Regions from separate parts of the Mus musculus genome. Here regions 2 and 3 are each linked to region 1. A link is a loop called in an ENCODE intact Hi-C map of the cell type or tissue named here. Cell type or tissue: left cerebral cortex. All regions are shown on one strand. Each heading gives the region's core, and the rest is flanking DNA. Links, peaks and the distances in the headings are about the cores only. Region 1 has its middle 38 kb from the start of Gm34335. Region 2 has its middle 55 kb from the start of Pdzrn3. Region 3 overlaps Gm34335 (a long non-coding RNA gene).

What was found. Peaks named below come from ENCODE experiments on the same cell type or tissue, not always from the same donor. Only the 100,000 strongest peaks of a DNase experiment are listed, where the experiment ranks them.
Region 2: it touches region 1 in a loop (1.9-fold over the local background); 3 of 42 quality-filtered maps call a loop at or near these places.
Region 3: a loop joins it to region 1, with 2.3 times the contacts of the local background. A loop is called at or near these places in 6 of 42 quality-filtered maps.

Annotation. Positions count from the first base shown.
Region 1 is chr6:101,477,416-101,486,034 of GRCm38, forward strand. No RefSeq gene overlaps it. Among named protein-coding and RNA genes, the nearest start is that of Gm34335, 38 kb to the right of the region's middle. In left cerebral cortex, for the core only: no CTCF peak of the experiment used is centred there; DNase peaks (open chromatin) are centred at 4,062, 5,344, 5,438 and 5,862; H3K27ac peaks cover 1,963 bases.
Region 2 is chr6:101,428,525-101,437,143 of GRCm38, forward strand. No RefSeq gene overlaps it. Among named protein-coding and RNA genes, the nearest start is that of Pdzrn3, 55 kb to the left of the region's middle. In left cerebral cortex, for the core only: no CTCF peak of the experiment used is centred there; a DNase peak (open chromatin) is centred at 4,532.
Region 3 is chr6:101,529,518-101,538,136 of GRCm38, forward strand. It overlaps Gm34335 (a long non-coding RNA gene), which reads left to right. Exons shown (of 2, transcript XR_869335.2): 2 at 7,673-8,619. Among named protein-coding and RNA genes, the nearest start is that of Gm34335, 14 kb to the left of the region's middle. In left cerebral cortex, for the core only: a CTCF peak has its summit at 5,071 (motif pointing left); DNase peaks (open chromatin) are centred at 2,186, 2,584, 3,066 and 5,058; H3K4me3 peaks cover 285 bases; H3K27ac peaks cover 1,356 bases.

The sequences.
Region 1 (8,619 bases), core at 2,099-7,098:
GCAAACAGAGCATGGTGAATGTGGATCCCATTGTCACTGCATCTGGGCTATGGACTTTGGCTGCTTCCTTCACTTAGGCTCCAGTCAGCTCATCTCCCAGATATCTACCATTGGCTTAAGTCTTGGTTGAAATTTTAATTCTTTCAGTTGAGACCAGAACCCATGCTTTTTGTGATTTCTTTTCTTTTCGTGGGCACTGAGCCCCCTTCCTGGATTTCCTTGGCAAAGCTGGAAGCTTTCTCAGGAATGGACAGATGCTCTGAGACTTGACTTCTTTAAGGATAGTAGCAAATTTCCCTCCTAGTCCTCTGTCCATTTTGGTTCCTAACTCACAGAAAACAGGCCTCAGATTGACTTAAACAACGAGTGGATTTATAATTTCACATAAGACCCCCAAGCTATGCTGGCTTGCAGGGCTACTTAGTTGAGAACTACAAATGACAGACCCGGGTGCTTTACCATCTAAACAGCTACAGCTGCTTCTGCCCATCCTTGCCCAGTGGCTGTCAGGGGCAAGCGGAAACGTGTATTAGCTTTTAAGTCTACTCAAAGAAAAAGACTCTTCTCCAAAAGACCTGATGATTGGTTTGTTTGTTTGTTTGTTTGTTTGTTTAACCCCTGTAGTGGGTTGTATAGGTATGGCCACCATAGAGTGAAAGCTTGCCCATGGGGAGTAGCACTATTGGTAGGTATGGCCTTGTTGGAGTGGGTGTGGCTTTGTTGGAGGAAGTGTGTTGGAGTAATGTCAGGCTTTGAGGTCTCTAATATGCTCAGGCTACAACTGATATGTGGCAAACAGTTCCTGTCTGCTACCTATGGATCAAGATGTAGAACTTTCAGCTACCTCTCTAACGCCATGCCTGTTTGTGTGCTACTAAGCTTCTTGCCATGGTGATAATGGACTAATCTTCTGAACTATAAGCTAGCTTCAACTGCATATTTTCCTTTATAAGAGTTGCTGTGGCCGGGCAGTGGTGGCACATGCCTTTAATCCCAGCACTTGGGAGGCAGAGGCAGGTGGATTTCTGAGTTCGAGGCCAGCCTGGTCTACAGCGTGATTTCCGGGAGAGCCAAAACTGCTCAGAGAAACTCTGTCTCGAAAAACAAAAAACAAAAGACAAAACAACAAAAAAGTTGCTGTGATCATAATGTCTCTCCACAACTATAAAAGCCAAACTAAGACAACCCCTCAAACACTAAAGCAAGTTACATGACCATTGTCATATAAAAGTACTTGCTGACTGGCTTGCAGCTGAGTTGCTGAACCAATCACTCAAGGCAGAATTGATTTATTTAAATAATCTACATCAATGGTTCCTCCTTCTCTATGGCATTAACACTCAAGAAAGTTAAAATTGTTCTAATTATTTGGAGAAAGTAATATTATTTCATACCGTAAGGAACTGTCCTTTAATCTAAAGAACTTCTTTTTTTAAAACAATTTTGCCAAATTATAATTTACAAACTAAAGAACAGATGCATTTAAAGGATGCAATTCAATATATCTTCAGTTGTATAATTACCAGTATCACAACTTTAGAACATTTTCATGGACAATTCTTTGATCCCCCTCCTAAAAACCAAACAAATAGGCACTGACTTATTTAACTGTCTACCTCTTAGCCCAGGGAACAACCCATTTCTCTGCTTTCTGTTCCTAGACTTTTTTATTCTGGGTATCGGATGTAAACGGAATGGAATACTGTATGATCTTTGGTGACTTGCTTCATTTACTTAGCATGATATTGGCAAACTTCCTTCTGTTGTAACATTCAGAAGTACCATTGCTTTTCATTGCAGATGATACTCTGTTGTATATATAAACAAAACATTAAAACCTCGTGTGTGTGTGTGTGTGTGTGTGTGTGTGTGTGTGTGTGTGTGTGTGTGTGGTATTGCAGGTGGATGGTAGATGTACGTTAGTGTAGATGTGTGCAGGGCGCACATGAATGAATATATGAATAGAGGTTCAAGTTGGCATCAGTGTCTTCAATAACCATTCACTTTACAATTTAAAGCGTTTGTCTCTTTGTGTGTGTGTGTGTGTGTGTGTGTGTGTTATATATGCACATATTATTCATGTGTGTGGGTGCATGTTCTTGTGGGTGTATCTGCATGTGTGTAAACATGCAGAGTCCAGAGATCTAGATCACGTGTCTTTCTTGATACAGTTAGTTCTACCGTCTGTGTTTGAAACAGGGCCATTCTCTGTTTCTCAGGCTAGAATGGACCTTGGACTAGAATGAGGAGTGAGCAGGCACCTGGAGCTTCCTGTCTCTACCTTGCTATGCTTCGAGACTATCGGTGTATATCACTTTGTTTGGCTTTTTATGTGGAAGATAGCTCTTCATGCATGGATGGCAAGGATTTTACCTACTGTGCCATCTTCTCAGCTACTAGACAGATCATAATTTTAATTCCTCCATCAGTTGATGAACATCTAGACTGCTTTCACTTTTTGCTATCCGGATTGCTGTTTGGGGTACTGATGTGCACATTTCACACAAGCATACAATTACCTCTCTCTTGAACACACATGTCCAGGAGTACAGCTGTTGGATCAGATGGTAACCTTAAACTTTGGAGGGGTTTTTGAACTGTGTTCCTGATCAGGTAGTCATTCAATTGTCATTCTTCTATGTGCTGCAGATGAAAATATAGCTGTTTATACTCTGTGACCATGATTTTCATAAACACACACAAAGCATTGTTTGCAATAGTACCACACGCTGCTCTTTCCAAGGATGCAGCCAGAAAAGGGGAGACTGTATTCTTGCTTGTAACATTACTAGGAAATGTTTGCTATTTCAGAAAAAATTAAACTAAACTAAACAAACGAAACAATCTGAGCATAGTATTGGTTGTATCTGAGTCACAAACAAAACATACATATGTCAGAATGTATCTGTATTCTCATCCAGGGGGAGTTTACTTCCTCACTGGTTATTTGAACATCATCCAAGCCAAGGTTTAGTGTCTGGGGAGGGTTCTCACTGGCATCTCTAGGTAGAGCCCTGGATTCTTGATCCACCTCTAGTCCCAGTGTGAATAGTGCTTAGGACTGGCACATACTCATAGTTCTCCAGCTTAAAATGTGCATTGGTTTCATGGACAGAATTATATTATATTAACATATTATATACTTGAGGAAAGCTGTGTCTAGGTGTTTTAGCTAAAAATCATGTGATTTTATTAGATGCAACTGTAAGTTACCTTTTGTATAACTATGGAATTATGGATAATTTTATGCCATCTGTAAATTATTTGATCTCTGCATTTCATCTCTGTATAATACTGGGAGATGCTACACACTGAAGTTACTAGAACGGCAGCCAACTGGACTCCTTGGGTTTGATGCTTCGTGCTGGAGCAAGCTCAGCTTCTTTTAGGATAAATGGGCCATCTATAATAGACAGCAGAATGATCTGAGGATCTGAAAGGACAAAGGAAGAGGGAATGCTGTAGAGTTATTGGCCATGAACAAAATTTCAAATATTTCCAAGATCTTGATTTATAATCCTGTACTTTTCTCTTCTCCTATTTTATTCTTCCCTCCTGTTCTCTCCTCTTCCTTTCTTTCTTCTCTCTGATATTTTTGTAGAGTTCATTATTTACAAGAAATCACACTCACTAAGGCAAGCAATAGTCAATGGCCAGAAGCAGTCCAGAACCTTCTCAGACTCAAACCAGGGCTGTTTCCAATATTGTTGAAGCCTGTTTTGCCCATTGCCTCTTATCAGCAGATGTGGCTGCCAACTTTGTCCATCTTAGAACATAAAACTAGATAGAGAAAATAGATGGTATACAGCCTACATGTGGGCCACAGGAACTCCACAAAACAGCTGTCATGGGTTGGGTCAGAGCTAAAACCGTTTCCTGCCTCTGGGAAATCAGTGCTCTGAACCCTTCATATGTTCCACGTGGAGCGGTATGTTTCTTCACTGATCTGGGAAGAAGGCCCGATTTTTTGCAGAGTTCCGTGCATACATGGGAACTCCAGCATGACTATGCACAGTGTATGTGAAAATCAGAATCCTAGTGAGTTAGAAAGGTGGTTAAGTTGGTAAACTGCTTATCTTATAAGAATATGAACCTCAGTTTGATTCCCAGAACCCATGTTATAAAAGCAAGGCATGATGGTGCATGCTTATGATTCAAAAACTGGGCAGGCAGATACAAGGGTATCACAAGGGATCACTGGCCAGCCAGACTAAACTACTTGGCCAGTGAGAGACCCTGTCAAAAAATAATAAGGTAGATAGTGTTTGAGGAACACGTCTTCTGCTACACAAATGCAGACACACACAGAGAGAGGCATAGACACACAGACAGACATAGACATACAAATAGACAGACAGACAGACACACACACACAGACACATACACAGAGGCATAGACACACAGACAGACATAGACATACAAATAGACAGACAGACAGACAGACACACACACACACAGGTATAGACACACAAACAAACATAGACATACAAATAGACAGACAGACAGACAGACAGACAGACACACACACACACACACACACATACACACACACACAAAATGTTGGCATTTTGTCAAGGTTCTTCCCCACAGTTACATGGCAACAGCCAGGTATGCCTGGCTCACTATAAAAGGGGCTGATTGCCCCCTTCTCTCTCTTTTGGTTTCTTGTTCTTGCTTTGTCCTCTTCTTCCTGCTCCCCCCTCTCCATTCCCCCTGCTCTCTCTTTCTACATGCTCTTGGCTGGCCGCTACCCCTCTTCTCTCTCTCTCTCTCTCTCTCTCTCTCTCTCTCTCTCTCTCTCTCTCTCTCTCTCTCTCCCTCCCTCTCCATCCTCTCTCTCTACTTCTCTCTCAACTCCCTTCCCCATGCACTGAATAAACTCTATTCTATATTATACCATGTGGCTGGTCCCTCAGGGGGAAGGGATGCCTCAGCATGGGCCCCTGCAGAGATATCCCCTTCCCCCACACCTGATTAAACATCCACGAAACATATTCCTTTTCTCCTTATATTTTTATAAAACAAAACACACACACACACACACACACACACACACACACACACACACACACAGGATCTGCCCTCAGGGATGATCCTCTTAGGAGCTGGTCAGTGCCTGGGAACCAACATTTTAAACAAGACACTTTCTCCCCCTCTTCTTCACTTTTCACCATTCTCCTTTAGTCTGAATGGTTCTGGTAATTTTTTTTCTGACTGAGGCAAAAGCTGAGGAGGTAAATCCTGCCAGTCTATCCTGCTGCAGTGAGCTTGCTGGGATCCATGTGTCAGCTCAGCTTTCTGGCTGCTTGCAGAGGGCTAGAAAGTTGGATCATCTGGGGCTGGCTGACATTCCCCTGCAATGGAATTTCCTTTGCTGCAGAACCTGCGGCCAGCAGCATGCTGTGCACAGATTTTGTTTTTACTCAATAAGTTTTCCTTGAACTGGACCCGATCGAGCCGCAGTTAAGAAAGGAGCCTGAAGGCTCTGCCAACACGTCAGCTGCAAAGCAGACATCCTGAAGGGCTTACAGTGTGGAAAACAAAATGCCTACGGTGGCCCATGAAAGGGCACAGTGCTATTGATCATGCCAGCTACATGGTGAGATATGCTTCTTGTGCCCTGGCAGAGGAGTTCATCTTGATAAAAACCAGGGTTGGAAGAAGTGATGGATGTACTTAGATATGTGGCTAACCCCCAGCGAGCTGAGGTTTCTGTGTTTCCAACAGACTTTGACATGGGGGAGGAAACACATTAGAAGAAGAAATTGCTGGAGGAGAGGTTTGCCTTTCCCACCCCCAACACCAAAGACATTCTGAACTAGAAAGAAAGCAGGTCCCGAGGATATGAAATGCTGAAGTGCTATGGAGAGCAGCTACTTCAGCTGAGGTTGCTGGTGGGTGGGGAGAGATGACCCAGATTCAAGACAGTGAATCAGAGGAAGGCTGAAAGGAGATACATCTTTGGTGGCAGAAGGCTGTTTTGCCTTTTTTCCATCTGAGAACGGGAGTGCTTCCTTCAAAAGGAGAAAGTAACTCATAGCAGTGTCATATAGAGAGCTCAAGAGAGAGGAGTTCTAATGAAGGCCATGGGTAGCTTCAGAAAGAACCGAAGGCCATCTTAGTGACCGATGGACATGTACCCATGATTGTGATGGACACTGCCAAGTATATTGCTCTTTTCAACTTTAGGCAGCCATTAGCAATCGATCAGAGTTAACATTGAAGCTAAAGAGAAATGGAGCCTAAGAGATGCTCAGTTGGTAAAGCACTTGGGGCACAGCCATGAGGACCTACATTTTTGATTCCCAGCACTCCTATAAAAGTGAGATGGGCTGGAGGTGCATGTTTGCCATCTCAGAGCTCGGGGGACAGAGAGAGGAGGGTCCAGGGAGGCTGCTGGTGAGGAAGGTCAGTCGAATTGGCCAGCTCTAGGTTCAGGGAGAGAACTTGTCTCAAAATATAAAGTGGAAAGTGATTAATGAAGATACCTGATATTGACATTTGGCCCCTGAAAATGTTCATGGGCACATGTTCACATACATGAACACAGACAGACAGATAAGTGTGTGCACGTGTTCACGCGCAAACACACACACACACACACACACACACACACACACACACACACACACACACACACCTTTTTATCGCCACTTTACTCTCTTCCCGGAGCCTTAGGAGTGGGGGTTGTGCTGTACACAGTACACATATCAGCTGGGACTAGGTATCACAGGGTCAGTTGTTCTCTGCATTAAATGAGTTGTGAATCTCAGTGATAATTTCCAGATCCAGTGTGTAGTCTTCTCAAAGACTCCTCAGCCTCATCTTGATTTCTTATTACCTGCTTCTTTCATGAGGCTGTGAACTTGATATTTTCAGTAGACATCTGTGTGACAATGGGTGTATGAGCACCCAGAGGTGGGCATTCCGGGCCCACCATTTGGGTTGGGTTCTTTTTTTTTTTTTTTTTTTACAGGAGTTTGGCAAAAGTTATATGTCAAATAAAAACCACAACCCTTTCTCTCCTTAAAGAATACTAAATCCTCTGGGCAAAACTCTGACATGCCTATGAGTGTCTCTGGGGTATACATTTGAATAACGGCAACAGTTGTCATACTGATATGTTGTTACGCTGTAGGCTCTGTGCTCGGGCTCTCAATAAGATTATGCCATTAAATCTTTGAATGTTTTCAGCATAATTTTCCAGAAGAGAACACTGAGGTTCACAGAAGTTGAGCAACTTCCCCGAGGTCATATAGCTGGGTACTGGCCAAGCTGCTATTCGGATTCAAGGAGTCAGACATTCCAGGATTAGTTTGAAGCTTGCACTTATAGTCCAGAGGCCACCGAGACCCTCCCCCCCTTTCTCAGTCTGGTGAATAAGGGAAGATGTGAAGGCTCAGAGCAGACAGACTTCATTCCCTAAATAGCTGGTGTGGAGATTTCTACCACCCACCTCCTCTCTCTCTCTCTCTCTCTCTCTCTCTCTCTCTCTCTCTCTCTCTCTCTCTCTCTCTCTCTGGCAACGGTGAGCTGTGTGGAGAGGAAGCATGCAGAAATGGTAAGCTGACACCTCACTGCCTCACCGCCATGACTTATGAGCACACATCAGACACACAGTTGCCAAACACCCTCTCATGACACTCATTTTCCTCAGGTCCCAGCTGCCTGAGGGCCCTGAAAGAAAGCTGGGGCCAGCTCTGGGGTCAGCCGAACAAACAGATGGAGATGAGGGGAGGTGACACTCGATCAGGCCTCCGCATCTGCTGGGCCTGCCATGGCTGCTTGGGCTGCCTGATGTCTTGACCTAGCTAATCTTGGTGGTCATCCTCAGGCCGGCTGTCCCGTGTCATTCATGGCCACCCTGAGGTGACTTCTGCTTAGAGATGCTCTTACTCAGAAAGTCAAGCTGACTGGGTCCCAACTGCTTTTTTTTTTTTTTTTACATTATGGCTTTGAGCCTACCTTTTTTTTTTTTTTTTTAAAATTAGGTATTTTCCTCGTTTACATTTTCAATGCTATCCCAAAGGTCCCCATACCCAACCCCCCAATCCCCTACCCACCCACTCCCCCTTTTTGGCCCTGGTGTTCCCCTGTACTGGGGCATATAAAGTTTGCAAGTCCAATGGGCCTCTCTTTGCAGTGATGGCCAACTAGGCCATCTTTTGATACATATGCAGCTAGAGTCAAGAGCTCCCGGGTACTGCTTAGTTCATATTGTTGTTCCACCTATAGGGTTGCAGTTCCCTTTAGCTCCTTGGGTAATTTCTCTAGCTCCTCCATTGGGGGCCGTGTGACCCATCCAATAGCTGACTGTGAGCATCCACTTCTGTGTTTGCTAGGCCCCGGCATAGTCTCACAAGAGAGAGCTATATCTGGGTCCTTTCAGCAAAATCTTGCTAGTGTATGCAATGGTGTCAGCATTTGGAAGCTGATTATGGGATGGATCCCTGCATATGAGCCTACCTTTTGGCAGACAGTTTTTGTATGGACAGCTCCTGGGTATTGTACAGCTAATATTAATGTGTTTGTGTAGCTATGTATTATTCATCCCGTGTTTTATAGCTTGATATCAACAATGCACACTAACTTTGTGAGGCTAACTAAACTTTTAGGAAT
Region 2 (8,619 bases), core at 2,128-7,127, 49 kb before region 1:
CTATTTAAACACATGTTTATTGCTTTGTAGAGGCTTTGTGGGGCCTGGAAGATAAAGTGTTGTATAAAATGACTGCCTGATCTCACGGATCTTAGGTTTCTTTCAGGGGTCAGATAAATAGATCATGAAAAGAAAGGTGTAATGTAACATGGTCCATGAAAAACAATAAATGAAGTTCTGTAGGGACTGCTAATGGTTATATGTGTGCATAGCAGGTGAGGACGCTGGGTTTGTTTTAAGAGTACAGACAGGGTACTCCTCTGTGGTGGGGTGACATGTGATCAGAGCCCTAGAGATAGGTACCAGCTAAGTGAAAAACTTAGGAGCTCGTTTTCAGTAAGAGAAAAGATTGAGTCCAAGTCATGAGGTAGAAGTGACCTGCCTGAAGCAGAATCAGAACTGTGCAGGGAGAAGGTTTGCTTGGTGAAGGTATGAACAGAGGCAGGAGGAGAATCAGCTAGGGTGCACATCACATGAATCTACAAAGAGAGTGAAGGACTTGGATGGAAAGCAAATGAAAGCTTAGCAGCCAACAGGAAATCATATGATTTGCAATGTACAAAAACTACGTTGCCTTATGTGTGTAGGCTGAATTTTCAAGCACAGGAAAGGATGTTCGGGGAAGACACTGAGGACTCTTGCCTGTAGGCAATGATGGCATTCTGTATTAGAGATGCTTCAAGAATGTGTGTGAAGAATGGTTAGGGGATGCATAAGGTGGAGGGAGGAAAAGCGAAGTGCCGAAGAGCTGTCGCTTTCATGGTTGGTGATGAATAACAGGTGAGTACACTGGTGTTCCTCACCACTGAGAGACACCTGAGCATGCATAGTGCTGTCACAGGTTCTTGTGAGATGTGTGCTCAAGGCTATCTAGCAGGAATTGGGCATATGAGTTTGAAGTATCCTGAAGATTTTTGTCCTGTTGATATTCACATGGATGAATTACATGAAGATAGTGTTACAGTTTTCAAGATGTTATTAACAGTGACGATCTAAAGCTGCTTCTCTGTGTGAGTCCACTGGCTTCCTTCTCTCAAGCAATCTCTGGTGTTTGAGCCTTACTGTGATTTTTGCTGACCTCATCACCTGGAAGGACTTTTTCGAAGCATAATTGCTGTGTTTGTTAGAAAACTTCACCTGCTTTTTATCCACTGGTCTTTGTTTTTCCTAATAGAGATACACTTATGTCAACTATTCTATTCTTTCCAGTATTTGAACATGGCACTCATAATGACTTATGGCTATCAATGCTGCACACACTCCATGGGCAGCCCTTAATCCCCTAGACAATAGCAGGGTTCAAGGGTACAGACAGGTGCAAGGGATCTGGTTACCGACGACAGGAAGAAGAAGAGTAGTGCTGGTGATCTGGTCTTGATGGGGCTCATTGTGGATAGATCTGAAGTGTTTCAGAGCCTGCCAAATCCAACAAACAAGATTGCCTCTTATGAAAGATGTTCACTCTTGTGCCAACTGCCTGGAACTGCTATAAAGGACATTGGGAGATGGGAGGGGCTGAAATAAGGAATAATTTCAACCTCTCAGTTGAAATTGTGCACTGGGAAAGTTTGGGACCATGTTGTTTATAAACCACAAATCTCAGATCAAGTTGGCATAAGCAAGAAGGGGCATTTCCTGTCCCCTGCAGCATAGAGTGAAAGGATTCACTTTCTGTGAGGCTAATCCAAGACTTAAATGAAATTGTGGAAATTGTTCCTTAGGGTTTTTTTTTATTTGTTTGTTTATTTTTTTTCAGCTTTAGAATCTCATACATGCATATAGTTTGGTCCAGCTCCTACCCTTTGCCCCAACACTGTTCACTCCCAATTGTGTGTGTTCCTTTCTTACAAACTCACAGGGTCCTCTTTGGTGTTTTGAGAAGAGATTAAATTGTAGTTCAGAGTTATTGCAAAAATGTTACCTGTTGGAAGTAAGTAAGGAGTGAAGGGGAGGTAGAAGGAAGAGATATTTCTCAGAGCAAGACAAAAAGGGGGGAAGGGGACCATTTCCACCTTAGTATTTAGCACCAAACAACAAGGTTGACAACACCTGGATGATGAAATTTAAGAAAAAAGAGCAAACATAAGTAATGTTGTAGATCAGAAAGCTCTACTTCTAGTTGGCAAGGAGTGGAAATGGCTGATCAGCAAGGCAAAAGTTTGTCCAAACAATCAGGACTCCTCAGTTCCATAGTACCACACACATAACACTCCACATACTTGGATTATAGGAGGATTTGGGGACTTGGGGATAGACAGAGTCACGCTTAGGCATCTTACCCTGTCACATTTGTAGCTGTGGTATCCACAGGGAGTGTGTCTCAAAGGCATCCTGAGGTAGTTTCTAACCCCAGTTCTGTCCCTTGCTCGGTTATGTGATTCCTCAGGTCCTCATCCCTCACTGTTGGATTTCTTCTAAACACACACACACACACACACACACACACACACACACACACACACACACACGTGTGTAAGGTATGCATATACGCCAGGGTGTTGTCCTTTAGAGTTGCCCACCTTGGTCAGAATGTTTTGTTTTTGAGACAGGTTCTCTCACTGCTAAGGAACTCACCAAGGAAGCTAGGTTGGTTGCTTAGTGAACCCAGGTCCTCTCTCTACTTCCTGACCTGCCATCAGCCTCTAGCCCCAGAGAGAGAGAAAGAGTAAAATTGCCAGAAACCATCAGCTTTTGGCTCCAATCACTTGATGTCTTATCCTTGCTACTTTCCTTGGGTACTTGGCTGCCAGGAGGTATCTCTCCAGCATCGGGAATGCAAGTGTGAAAGTACATTCTATCATACCCAGATGGTGTGTGTGTGTGTGTGTGTGTGTGTGTGTGTGTGCACATGTGCACACATGAGTGGGCCCACATGCATGTGTATATGAGACCCTCCCTGCCTTGCTTTTTAAGACATTGTGTGTTAGCATTCCTTCTAGGCTCTGTCCACAGTTACCTGGCAACAACAGCCAGGTATGCCTGACTCACTCTAAAAGGGACTGCTTGCCACCTCCTCTCTCTCTTGCTCTCTTACATTCTTCCATCTCTGTTCCTTCTTTCCCCATTCTCCTTTCCCCATCTTGCTCTGTATGTCCATGACCAGACACTACTCTTCTCTCTCTGTCTCCCTCTCCCTCTTCTTCTCCACCCCCCCCCCACCTCTGCCTTGTCTCTACTACCCCTTCAACTCCCCTCCCCATGCCCTAAATAAACTCTATTCTATAGTGTACCTTTGTGTGGCTGGTACCTCTGGGGGAAGGGATGCCTCAGCATGGGCCCACAGAGTCACCTCCTTCCCCGGCACCATACCACACCTCCACCAAACATAATCCTGGCTTCCTCTTCTTTTTAATAAAACACAACACTGTGTCTGCTGAAACTGGAACTAGATTGACTTGTCAATAAACCCCAGAGATCTTCCTGTCTCTGTCCCGCAAATACTGAAATTACAGATGGCTGCCTCCATACCCAGACTTACTTGGGTGCTAGGGATCTGAGTTCAGGTTCTCCCACGTATGCACCAAGCAGTTAACCCATTGGGTGCTCTTCCCAGCCTCTGAAAAACACATCTTAAGGAAAGGACAGACAAGTAATTTTGAAAAGAGAGCAAGAGAATCCATATGACATGAAATTGGAGAGGGAATACTAGGGGGAAGGAGGGGACGAGAGGGTGAGGGAAGGGGAAGGGAGAGGCAAGGGATATGGAGGAATCCACTAAAACAGACATTTTATGAAAATATCATAATGAAATATTTTATATGCTAGTTAAAAGAATAAACAACAACAAAACCTAGGGGCTGTAGGAGTTTAGCCTGGGCAGTATGATAAAGATCAGTCAAAGCTCTCCTCCTACTGCCTACCCCAGTGCCTGGCACACAGAATTCATTCAGTGAAGGTGAGGAGTCCTCCCTCTACTCCCTGTTATGAGGTCAGTGGTCTTGCTTTGGTTTGGCTAACATGAACTTCTAGTGAATGATCAAATGCACAGAATCTGACCCAAGGTCTCTTATCACATGCGCAGGAATGACAGGATCACGACTTGTCTAGAAAAAAAAAAAACAGATTATAGGCTAAGTGATGGCTTGCCTTGGGGAACAGACAGACTCAGCTCTTTTCCTAGCACAGAGGTAGCTTCAGGATTCAACTCCAAGCCTCAGTTTCCCTATTTACCAACACTTGCAGGACTATCAGACAAGCATGAAGAATTGAGGCATTGAGTTTAATATCATGGCCAGGCCTTGGACAATGTCCATGAGAAATAATGACAGAAGGAACCACACTCATTTTTGTTAGTGGCCTACAAGGCTGCTTCATGTCCTGCACACCAAGATCTCTGATGGAATCTCAGTTATATCTTGGGGGTGATGTTAGTTACATGATAAACTTGCTTTACCATATGGGCCTCCTTAGTCATCCTTGTTAACTGGTTGGAATGTGACACGAGAGTCCATTTGCCTGCTGGGTGCCTTTTAAAGAAGGGGGCCTGGACTTCATTCTACTGGTGATTTATTTAAAAATGCCTGCAAGCGAGGAGACGTGAAATGTTCTGCAGAGTCTGTGTCCGCGTCTTGTCCCAGAGTGATCCTGTGGCTGTTCGTTTGCTGTTTACGGGGCACGACTGCCTAATTTATAGACTCTGAAGAAACAAGCAGGCTTTTGGATTGCCTAATATAGTTTTTAATGCAGCCATAAATTCAGGGCCATTTATAGAACATCATGCCTCAAAATGCTCTCCTCAGCTCTGTTACCTAGGAGGAGAAAGTGAGGCTTTTGCTCTATCACGCTAAAAACCAGAAAAATGTCAAAAGAAAAACCTGTCGAATGGCACTGAGTTCATAGAGTTGTATGTGAGCTTCGGTCTGGAGCAACACTCAGAAAGTCCAATTTTCTCTTAAAATATCTGTTTGTTTCCCAGCACAGAAGATGACTTGGAGACTGTTGGGAATATTTTCCCAGAAGAACTTGATTCTACTCTCATGTCCCCAAAATATTCCTCTGTTCTTAAAAGAATTTTTGCAATCACACAGCTGCTATAAAGTAGCAAGTGACATCTGACCTACATACATACATATATATATTTTTTCCATAACATCAAAGCTGTTTAATTACCTTAATTCTTCTCTGGAGTCTAACTTTCTCAAGTTTTTGTTTGTTTGTTTGTTTGTTTTTGTTTTTGTTTTTTAAGTCTGAACTTAGAGATAAAACAGTAACAACCAGGCATCCTCAGGGACCCACACTTTCTTGGGTGTTGCTCTTCTGTTGCTTTCTGAGGTGAGTGCTTTTATCACCTTAGGAAGTTTCAGAGAAAGGTCCCCTTTCTTCTGCCTCTTCCTGTCCTCCCCATCGACCCGGCCCCCACCTTATTTCTATTTTTCCTTGAACGTGGTGACTAGTTCCAGGCCTGCTTGTGTCAAGACAAGATACTGTTGTTAGAAAAATGAACTGGGGGTCATGCATTTATCTCTGTCTCTTTGCCTCCTCTGCAGAATCCAGAGCAAGACAAATTATGGATGACCCGCCTTTATCTGAGCCGAGCTGGAATGGAGATAAATGCCTTGGAAGGCGGGGCGAAGAGAAACAGAACTGTGTTAGAAAAACAGTTTGATGGAGGTAGTGGCAGGGGGTGGGGTGGGGGCCTGTGTGTTGCATTGAGTTTTATAATTGGCACCACGGAAGGGGTTCTAGAAGCAATCTACTGGCACTCCACCTTGGCATGGAAGCAGTGAGGTGGGAGGAAAGTGTAAATTCCTGTCATTTTCTTGTTACCTTAGGAGGTTTAGGGCCATAGAACACAGGTCAAGCATGTGGGGGTCTGAGTTCAGGCAGCTTGGTTTGAGTCTTGCTTGTGTTCAGAAACGAGTTCAGGAGTATTCCCTGCTTTATCTTATGCCAGATTCAGTGTATCTGGTTTTATGTTGAAGTCCTTGATTCTTTTGGAGTTGAGTTTTGTGTGGGGTGATAAGTATAGAACTATAGTTTTCTACAAGCAGGCATTCAGTTTGACCAGCACCATTTGTTGGAGATGCTGTCATTTTTTCAGGGTATATTCCTGACTCTATTATCAAAAATCAGTCTTATGTGTATAAATTTAAGTCTGAGTCTTTAAGTCAATTCCATTGATCAACATGTCTGTTTTGTGCTAATATCATGCAGATTTTATTACTATTGCTCTGTAGTACAGTTTGAGGCCAGGTATGGTGACACCTTCAGCAGTTCTTTCATTATTCAGAATTTTTAAAAGCTATTCTCCTGTGTGTGTGTGTGAATATGTGTATGTGTGTGTTTCCACATGAAACTGAAAACTGTCCTGTGAAGAATTGCTTTGGAATTTTGATGGAAAGTGCATTGAATCTGTAGATTGTTTTTGGTAGGCACTTTTACTATAGCAATCCTACTGATCCATTTGCATGGAAGACCTTGCCATTTTCTGATACCTTCTTCAATTTTTCTCTTCAAAGGCTTGAAGTTTTTAATCAAAACCACTTTTCACTTGATTGGTTAGTGCTACCCCACGATGTTCTACATTATTTGATGCTATGCTAAAAGGTATTGTCTCTCTGATTTCTTTCTTCATCCATTTGTTATTTGGATATAGGAGAGTAATTGATTTGTGTGCATCAATTTTGTGTCCTGCTATTCTGCTAAATGTGCTTATCAACTGTAGGAGTTTCCCAGTGTCATATTTAGGGTCACTTATTCTACTAAAATATCACCTGCAAGTAAAATACTTTGACTTCGTTCTTTTCAATTTGTATTCTCTTAATTTCCTCTAATTATCTTATTGATCTAGCTAAGTCTTCAAGTATTAAACAGGTGTGGAAAGGGCAGACAGCCTTGACTTGTTCCCGATTATAGTGGGATTGCTTTGAGTTTCTCTCTACTAAAGTTGATGTTGGCTAGGGACTTACTACAAATTACCATTATTATGGTTATGTATGTCCCTCGGATCCCTAATCTCTCCAGGACTTTGATCATAAAGTGGCATTCAATTTTGTCGAAGGCCCTTTCTGTCTCCAATGAGATTATCATTTGGCTTTTGTCTTTCAGTTTGTTTCAATTGTGGATTACATTTACTGATTTTCATACACTGAACCATCCCTGAATCTCTTTATGAAGCCTACTTGATCATGATAGATGATCTTTTTTATGTGTTCTTGGATTTGGTTTGCAAATATTTTATTGAATTTTTTTTGTAGTTATGTTCACAATAAAAATTGGTCTTTGATTCTTTTTTCTTTATTGGGTCTTTATGTGGTTTGGATATTATAGCAATTGTGGCTTTATAAAATGAATTAGGCAATGTTCCTTCTGTTTCTATTTTTTTGGAATAATTTTAACAACATTGGCATTAACTCTTCTTGGAAAGTCTGGTAAAGTTCCATGCTAAAGCCATTTGTCCAGGGCTTATTTGGTTGGAGACTTTTAATTATTGCCTCTATTTTACTGGGGGTTCCAGGTGTGTTTAAATTGTTTATTTGATCTTGATGTAACGTTGGTAAATGGTATGAATTGAGAAAGTTCTCTCTTTCTCCCCCTGACCCCCATCTCTCTCTCTCTTGATTGTACTTTAAGAATATCATTAATGATACTCTGGAGATCCTCGGTGTCTCTTGTTATATCCTCCTTATTTTCATTTATAAAATAATTCATTTTTATTTCATGTGCATTTGTGCTTTGCCTGCAGATATGTTTGAGTGAAGGTGTCACATCCCCTGGAACTACAGTTACAGACAGTTGTGAGCTACCATGAGGATACTGGGAATTGAACCTGGGTCCTCTGGAAGAGTAGCCTGTGTTCTTAATCACTGAGCAATTTCTCCAGCCCCCAATTTTCATTTCTAATTTTTTTAATTTGAATAATCATTATTATCTTTTTTAGTAATCCAAATAAATATTTGTCAATTTTATTGATTTTCTCAAGTAACAATTACTTTATTAATTTGTATATTTTGTTGTTGTTGTTTTTATTTTATTGACCTCAGGCAGAGTTTGACTATTTCTTGCCATCTAACTCTTTGAGTGTAATTTCTTCTTTTGGTTCTAGAGCTTTCAGGTGTGCTATTAAATGACTAGTATAAGATCTCTCCAGTTTTTAAGTGTCATTTAGTACTATAAACTTGCCTCTTAGAACAACTTTCATTGTTCCCATAAGTTTGGGTATGTTGTGCATTCATTTGCATTCAATTCCAGACAGTCTTCAGTTTCTTTCTTGACCCAGTTTTCATGAGTAGGAGGTTGATTAGTTTCCAGGAGTTTGTAAGCTTTCTGTTGTTGATAGCCAGCATTAATACATGCTAGTCTGATAGGATGCAGGGAATTATTTCCATTTTCTTGTATCTGTAGAGAGTCGTTTTGTGTCTGAGTATGAGGTCAAATTTGGAGAAGGTTTCATGAAGTGCTGAGAAGAGCATATATTCTTTTGTGTTTAAGTAAAATGTTCTCTAGATATCTTTTGGTCTATTTGGTTTATAATGCCAGTTGGCTCCAGCATTTCTCCATAGTTTTTGGCTTGATGACCTGTCCATTGGCTGGAGTGCAGTACTGAAATCTCCCACTGTCAGTGTGTAAGGGTCAATATGTGATTTAAGCTGTAGAAATATTTCTTTTGCAAATTTGGGT
Region 3 (8,619 bases), core at 1,970-6,969, 52 kb after region 1:
CTTTGCTTCCAATGTTCCTAGGTAGTTAGAAATTAAATTTAGGGCTGGATAATGTTAACAAGTGGTGTTAGTAAAAGTGGATATCCACATGCAAAAAAAGCCAACACTAGTTGACCCTATTTTATCACACACAAACACACACACACCACAATATGGATTAACACATATAAGTAAGATTTGAAACTATGAAACTCCCACAAGAAAAGTGAGAAGACTTCCCATACAAGCCTTGGCAATGATTTCTTCATATTACTGAAACAGCACAGGCAATGAAAGCAAAAATAGGCAATTGGGATACATCAAACTAAAAAACATCAGCATAGCAAAGGATACAACTAAGAGTGAAAAGGAAGCCAACCCATAGAGTATCTCATACTGTGAGTCAAGGGAGCTAAGAGCATTAATCATTAGTAACTTGGCTGGATTTAGAATCATATAGGAGACACACCTCTAGGTGTGTCTATAAGGCTGTTTCCAGAGAGGTTTACCCCAAACGGAAAGGCCCACCCTCAAGGTAGATGGCACCATGTCCAGGTGCGAGGGCCCAGACTGAACCTAAGAGGAAGAAGGGAACGCCAATTGAAAATTACAGTTTCACTTGCCTTGCTGACATGAGCAAGCAGTTGCCAGTGCTCGCACTGTTACAGAGCACTCCACTGCCATGCCCTCACCACCATTATGGTGTGCATCCTCTCAGACATGAGCCAATATAACCATCCTTTTCTTAGTTCATTTCTCATCACACACTCAGTCACAAACAACTTGAAAAATAAGGAATACTATCCAAAACAGCCCAAGAACTTGTTTGATTTAATTGTGAAAGAAAAAGACAGACCTGGCCTGGTTGGTGGTGACACACACCTTTAATCCCAGCACTGGTAAAGCAGGGGCAGGAGAATCTCTGAATTCAAGGCCAGCCTGGTCTGCAGAGCTAGTTCCAGGACAGCCAGGGCTACACAGGGAAACCCTGTCTCAAAAACCAAACTAAAAAACCAAACCAAAACAATATAACAGAGCCAAACAAAGAATCAGACAGAAACTCAAACTAATTTAAAATACGCAAAGGATTTGAGCAGACCTTTCTCCAACAAGGTTACAGAAAATGCTACCAGTTCTGTGAAGAGACACTCACAACTCTCCAGGGTGATACTGTTTTAAATCTGTTAGGATGGTTTTAAAACAAACAACAGGCAAAACAAAAGATAATAAGGATTGGTAAGGATGTGGAGAAATGTGTGGTAGAGTGTAATATTAATCTCCTACCATGGAAAAGCATATAGAACAATGTTATGGTTATTTAATCTAACAACACTTCTCCTGAGGATTTTCCCAAATAATACAAAATAAGATATCAAAAGTCAAATCATTATTCTTATTGATCATCAATGTATCCTTCACAAAAGCCATGGTAATGAAGAAATCAACTGAATGCCCACCCAAAGGAGAATTGATAAATAAGATGTGTAATATGACATAATAGAATATTATTCTGTTCTTAACGAGAAGAAACATTTCCCACATGGACTAATATCAATGAAGTGTTGGATACTATGCTACATTTAAAAAGTTGGTTAGCACCCATTTGTGTGAGACATCTGGAATAGTCAAACACAAAGAAACAGAGAGCAGAATTGGTGGTTGTGGATGCTGAGGGAGAGGAGTTTTTATTCAATGGGTATAATATTCAGTTACAAATGATGACTGAGTTCTAGAGACCAAGCCAATTATTAATAGTGTATAGTATATTTAAATATTCCATAAAGAGCTGAGCTCAGGTGTCTTCACCAATTTTCTTTTCTTAATGAAGATGGGATAGACAATAGGAACTTGAAAATGATTTCATCTGTGAGACTAGTCATTTTTCCCAGCTCTGCAATATACTAGTCAGTTTGTGTTAGACCTGCAGTAACAAACACCACGGCCCTCATTAACCAGACCTTTCCTTTGTATGTCAAGTCTTTCGCTAGGTACACAAAGGCTACAGCTCATGCAATCTCAAATTGATCCTCATAGACACTGGGAAATATTATGGGATTTCCCAGTTTTACTAATGAGGAAATGGAGCTTAAAATTTGTCAGGCAACATGACCAAGGTGCCAAGCTAAGTCACAGCAGCACGTGGCAGGATGCCCAGCTACACCCTCCTTTTCTTTTAGCCATTATTAAAGAAAATTTGCCCTGTGCCCTAGAGGCCAACTCCCTTCCCCCAAGTTTCTAATCAAGATGACAAAGAAAGATGGAGTCCCAAGCAGGTGAGCATTTGGCCTGACTGGGGCTCTCCTCTATCAAATTGTATGAGGTGTTGTCACATGAATAATAATTGGCCATCTGGGAGGAAAAGGAGGCTCTGAACCCTAGGTTGTTGGAGCCTGCTATGTGCTCCTTTGGTCTCTCTTGGTAACTCTTTACCAGGAAGTAACTTGCATCTTTGGTGCATTTTTTATTTCAGAACGATTACTGCTAAAATGATCTGAGTTAGGAATGTGAGAGGATTCTGGCCCCTTGAGCATTTGTATGGAAATAAAAAGCAAAGCTGATTCTCTCTACTCCAGTTTAAATAAAACCACAAGATGAGCTCAGCCTGCACCCTCCCCCACTATCCCTACCTCCGCTCTTATGAAAGACCAGCAATTCTTGGAACACGGGATTACAACAGCGCTTCTTGCCTGACGTTCTCATCCTTACCAAAAAAAAAATCTTTATAGTCCTCACTATGTGCTGTGTTTGGCCTCTAACTCTTTTTAAAGGTCTTGAGACCCCAAACATATTCCCTCTAAGCCTGTTCTATTGAAACCTTTGGAAGTGTGTACACTTCTCAGAAATGTAATTGGGATAATTGGGATGCTCTGCCCACCAGGGTTTTGTTTTGCAAGAGTCAATTGATGTCATGTAAGTCGTTCACTTTTCTCCCTTTTCTTCCCAAGTCTTTTTAATCTTAGAACCAGGAAGTCCCATTTTGCCAGCAGACGATGAACTGTAACCACAGAAAGTTGGAGGCGGGTTCAAAGCCGGCTTGAATATGCTTTAACTTTGGCAGAAAGCATTTGCTGCCCCCTCATTTGGGAGGAACGCCTCAGTAGGGAGTGGGATAGATAAGGGTGTGACAGGGCCAGCTATGTTATTGGTGACACGGCCAGTGGGCTGTCTCCTGTTAGTCCTGTGTGGTATGTGTCAGGGAAAGCAGTCTTGTTCTGGGAGGTTCTGAGCAAGACCGAAGAAAACTAGGTTTCATTTTCCACTCAGACACTGTTGTGGAAAGAGTGAGTCGCTCTGCTCCTTGTTTCTGTGCCCAGAATAAAGGGGCCACTATTAATTCCTTCATTCTGTTTGAATAAGAAGAGCTAACACATTCAGTGCTCAAAACAGTGACATAGTGATGCTGCCTCACAGTCCCCTGTTCTTTTCCTGACAAACTCTCTTGCCACTCAGTTTTTATCTTTCCATAATACAGAGAAGCTCACAGGCATTGACCGTCTTGTGGCCTTTCGTCTTTCTCAATCATGTCGATGATGCATCTTTCCACAGACTTTACCTTTGCTTCAGGATACTGGGGAACTTCAAAACTTCCTTAATTGAAGATATATATATATATATATATATATATATATATATATACATACATATATATACATACACACACATATATATATATATATATACACACACATATATTCATCTATCTATATGTATATTATTTTCTTCAATGCTGTTGCAAAGAGTTTGTCACTCTTCTTATGTTACCTATGTTTTGTTTTGTTTTCATGTGTGTGGAATGTGCTTATAGGGTATATATATGCATTTTGGCATGTATGTAGGAGCATGTCTGTGGGTGAGCCCTAGGTTTGACACTGAGTATTGTCTTTAATCAGTCCTCCCTTTATTAATCAAGACAGGGTCTCTTAACGAGCCTTTATCTATCAATTCCGGTTAGTTTGGCTAGCCACCTTGTCCCAGGGATCTTCTGTCTTTGGCTTCCAAGTCTGGGATTAAAGACAGTTGCTGTACTGCTCGCCTTTTACATAGGTTCTGGGGATCTGAACTCAGATCCTCACACTTGTATAAGCAAGCACTTTATCCAATGAGACATCTCCCTAGCCTACCCGCTCGCTCCCCTGCATATATCAGTCTAACAGTACATTCTAAACTAATCACTGACTCCCATGAATTGGATGGTCCTTCTGATCAACCTTGTTCAATAGAACTCAGTCATGGTAGAAGTTCCTACATCTGTGTTTCTAATACGGCTACCACTAGAGACATTTGGTTGTGATTGAACACTTGAAGTGTGGCCATTGTACCCAAGGAATGGATTTTTTTAAATTTTACTTTAATGCTAATTGTCAACTCCCAAAGCTTAGAAGGCTTGTGATTCCTATACTGAGGAGCACAGCCTGAGACTGGACCCTCCTTGAGGCATTACCACCTATGATTAGCAGTGCCTAGCATGTATTTGCTGCCCCCTCATTTGAGACTCAGTTAATATTGACTTCATTCACTGCTGGATTTATGTCTGATAATAATGCTACCAGAAAGACAGTAGTAACTTCAGCCATTTCATCTTTATATAAAAAACAGGTAGAAAGCAAAATGAAATCATCTGACAGTGTAACATGGTTATGTGGTGTTGTGTTTAGGGACCAGGATGTGGGATGTTTCAGATAAATCCTCGGTCCTGTTATTTTACTGCAGGACTTCAGTATATGTGAGTGAATTCTTATGTAAGTAGTTGCGCATGCAAGTTACTGGGGGGAGGGGCAGCATTTTATAGTCAGCTAATTGTCTCCATACAATTAGACATGCAAAGGCTTGCTCATATAAAAGCCAACAGAAAGGAAATAGGAGGGCGTGGGGGAGTTGGCACACCGCTTACAGATCATTAGTATTGTGCACATATTTAAAGGCTATATTGGCTAAATGGATCTCTTTTAAAAGAGAAAGAGTGTATCATAAAAGAAAGATTACAATAGCCAACAAATTGGGCAGCTGCTCTGCTATGTGAGATTGTTAACTTTCAGATGCTGATGGCCTCAAAGTTCAGAATCACACGGCGAAGGAGATGCTGCCACCTCCTGGTATTTATCTGCAGTGAACCAGGATTTCTGATGCTGTGGCTCATTGTTCTAATTCGCATGATTTAAAGTTGCATATTAAGAGTAATTCTAAAATTACTCTACTTTGGAGAGGAGAACATTACCACGCTTCAGAATTTCCATCTTTGTACCAATAAATATAGCCATCTGGGTGTTTTCAAATTCTCATTTAGCTAGATTCATTTAGCTGATTCATGACAAGTGTTCCCTAACAAAGGGCTGTCATTCTGTGTCAATGATGGAACTGTGCATCTTTGTGGACACTGATCAGGCTTTGTACAGTTGCTGACTTATTGAATCAAACCCATTTTTGAATCTTTCTTAACACTATACCTGAAGCCACAGGGCCGGGCCAAAGAGCTATTATAATTTTATAGAGCCCGATAATTTCATTTGAATGAAAAATCTTGGTAGACTAATCAGTGCTGTTTATCAGAATTCAGAAGCTGGGTTGACATCTTGAGTAATCAGAAATAGCCAAAGAGATGAGAGATTTTGAGCTTTCATAAGTAGGGCTCTCTATATAGAAGGTTGTAGATTTATATAGTGCTTTAAGATGAGAATCACATGGGGGTTTTGGGTATCTCCACATGATCAAGCTGCTGGATGAAAAGAAAGAGGTATCAATGTGGAGAAGTGAATGAGGAGAAGAAAGAAGCATTTGTTTTTGACGTGTATATAAATAAATTTCAATGAAAAAATGGGTGGTAGGCAACCCATGCCCAAATCATCAATGTCCATCACATGTTTTAATGCTCCTTGCATTAGTCGCCTTTTTCTTTGCTAAAACAAAATAACCTTTGAAAACAACTAAAGGAAGATTGGGTTGATCCTAGCTCATAATTTGAGGATGCAGTGCATCATGACAGGAAGTGAATTTGGGCAGGAGTGCCAGGTAGCTGGTTACACATTTCTGCGGCCACAAACCAGAATGTTGACTGCTGCAGCTTAATTTGCTTTCTCTTTTTTATTCAGTTCAGGACCCCAGCCCATAGGTCTTCAAGCATCTAGAACGCCGTATCTAGAAACTCCTTCACAAACAAACCCAGAGGTTTATCTCCTAGGTGGTTCTAGATCCTCTCAAGCTGTCAATCAATATCAACCATCACACTCCCCTCCCGGTAGGGTTCAGCTGCCTCTCTGGATCATCAATTGACCTCCCATCATCTACTCAGCCATTTGTTAAAAAGATGTCCCTTGTATGTAACCTCCTAGAGTTGCATTAAATTGATCCATGCTCACTAATTCATGGATTCAACTAATCATTTAAGTAACACTGCTGCACATATACTAACCACCTGATATACTATTAAGGACACCAAAGAGCATGTGATATAGCCCTTGGCATTAAAGAACACATTTTTTTCCCCTCTTGTGTGTTCTGAAACACAGGAGCTATGTCAAACACTTTACATCTCATTAGGTATTCATTTGGTCAACAATATTTACAAAATTTACTGCTGTGTGTCAGACATTGTGCTAAGTGTAAAGAAGAAACAATGTTGAGATAGGATTCCTCACCTCGTAGATGCTGCTGTGCCTTGGGAAAGGAAGGTAAAGAAACAATGGATCAAACCATGGTTTTCTGTACTTCCCCAGGGCATTTTGGATAGTCAGGGCTTGATTTTCTATACTGCAAAACCTCACAGATGTGACTAGGCATGTTGTTTTTCTGATAATGGATGTGGGTGTAGCAGTAACACATTTCTTACCCAAATCTCTCAAAATCAGGATTTTATGTATTTTTTTGTGATGTTTTCTCCAGACTTCCATGGTATGTTGTATCTTTCCATAGTCCTTTAATATTTTCTTTTCATTCAGTCCACATAACTTCCTATTTTATAACTGGGATGACACCTGGCATGACATAAAGAGGACAGAGATGTGGGATGGCTAACACATGACTGTCACCGCAAGTGTTGAGACAGTAGCCTGTGTATCTCTAAGAAGAATAGGTATTATCCAAGTTAAGAAATCAGAGGGAAGGGGACATGGCAAAGGATTATGGGTAGAAAGAACAATGTTTTTAGAAGCCCCAAGGAAAACTCCTGGAATAAGAAGTCTTAGGTCTATTTTTACACATGAACAAGCTGAGGTTAACCTGTACTTGTGCTTGATCTGAACTTGGAACAAAAGGAATAGGATGAATTTCCTGCTTCTGTACTTCTACAAAATACTAAATGTGGGATTCCCATATTTCATGTGTAGCTTACTCACTTACATTCCCTTGCAGGATCAGGGACACAGATGTAGCCTTCAGAGTTGGTGAGCATTTGAAGACTGCTTTTAGTTTCCAGTGGTCACAAACAACCTCATCTATGCTTATTCTAAAGATGAAGAGATTTGTTGGAAGGCCTAGCTTTTCATGATGTCAACTTCAAAAGATTTAGAATCACCATGGAAACAAATCTCTCAGTATGCCTGTGAGGGTGTTTCTAGGTTAGGTTGATAGAGGATGAAGGACCCACCCCATGGTAAGTAGTATCATCTCACTGGCTGATTTCCTGAACTCAAGAAAAAATTGAAAGTGTTTACATCTCTTTGAGCCCTGGCTTTCATCTCTCTCTGTTTTCTCACTGTAGATGCTGAGGTGACCAGGACCTCATGCTGTTGCTCCTGTGCCCCGTTGCTCTCTCTAATGGACTTTACCCTCAAACTGTGAGCAAAAGAAGACTCTTCAAGTAGCTTTTTCAGGTATTGTGTTATAGCAACAAGAGCAATAGGAACAAGAAGAACAACAAGAACAAGAACAAGAACAACAACAACAACAACAAGAACAACAAGAACAACAACAACAACAACAACAACAACAACAACAACAGTAACTAACATAGGCAGACACTGGGGAGAGGAATTGCCAGGCCATACAACAACTGTAAAAGACAATGGTAAACACTTTCAAGAGTCAATATTCCAACTTTGGTTCACACCTGCAGTTTACAAAAAACCACCCCTTCCGCATCCTTTAGAATGCGATTTAGTAAGGTATATCTTTTCAAACTTAGCCAGTCTGATGGGTCGAATGCTATCCCACTGTGATTTTAATTTAAGGTTCCTTCATGACTAGTGATGTTAAGCAACTTTCTGTATATTTATTGGCTGTTTTCCCAGTACTATTTATCAGATGGCCGCTTCTTGGCATCTGGTTTAAGGTTAAGCGCCTTAAGGATGAATACATCTAGTTTCCAAAGACAGTGCACTGTTTTTACAGTTCTCCAAGTTCATGGTTCTCATTAGTTCTTTTAACAGAGACACCCTCTAGATTTGTGGGGCTCTGCTTTTTCTCACTAAGTGGCTCTCTCGGGCCAAACTTTCTATATGTGGATTTGGTTCAATAAATGTACAAAATCAAGGACAGACCAAATAGAAAGCCACTAAAGGCCATTGGCTAGGTCATCAAATGGTCTCTTAGATGGTGGTGGCTGAACACTAGCCTAGGAAAATATGTGTATCTTCCCATCATTTTCTAAGTAAAAGTCTCAATGGACATGTTACTGTGAATTTATGATGTTCTTTGAGGAGTTTGGGT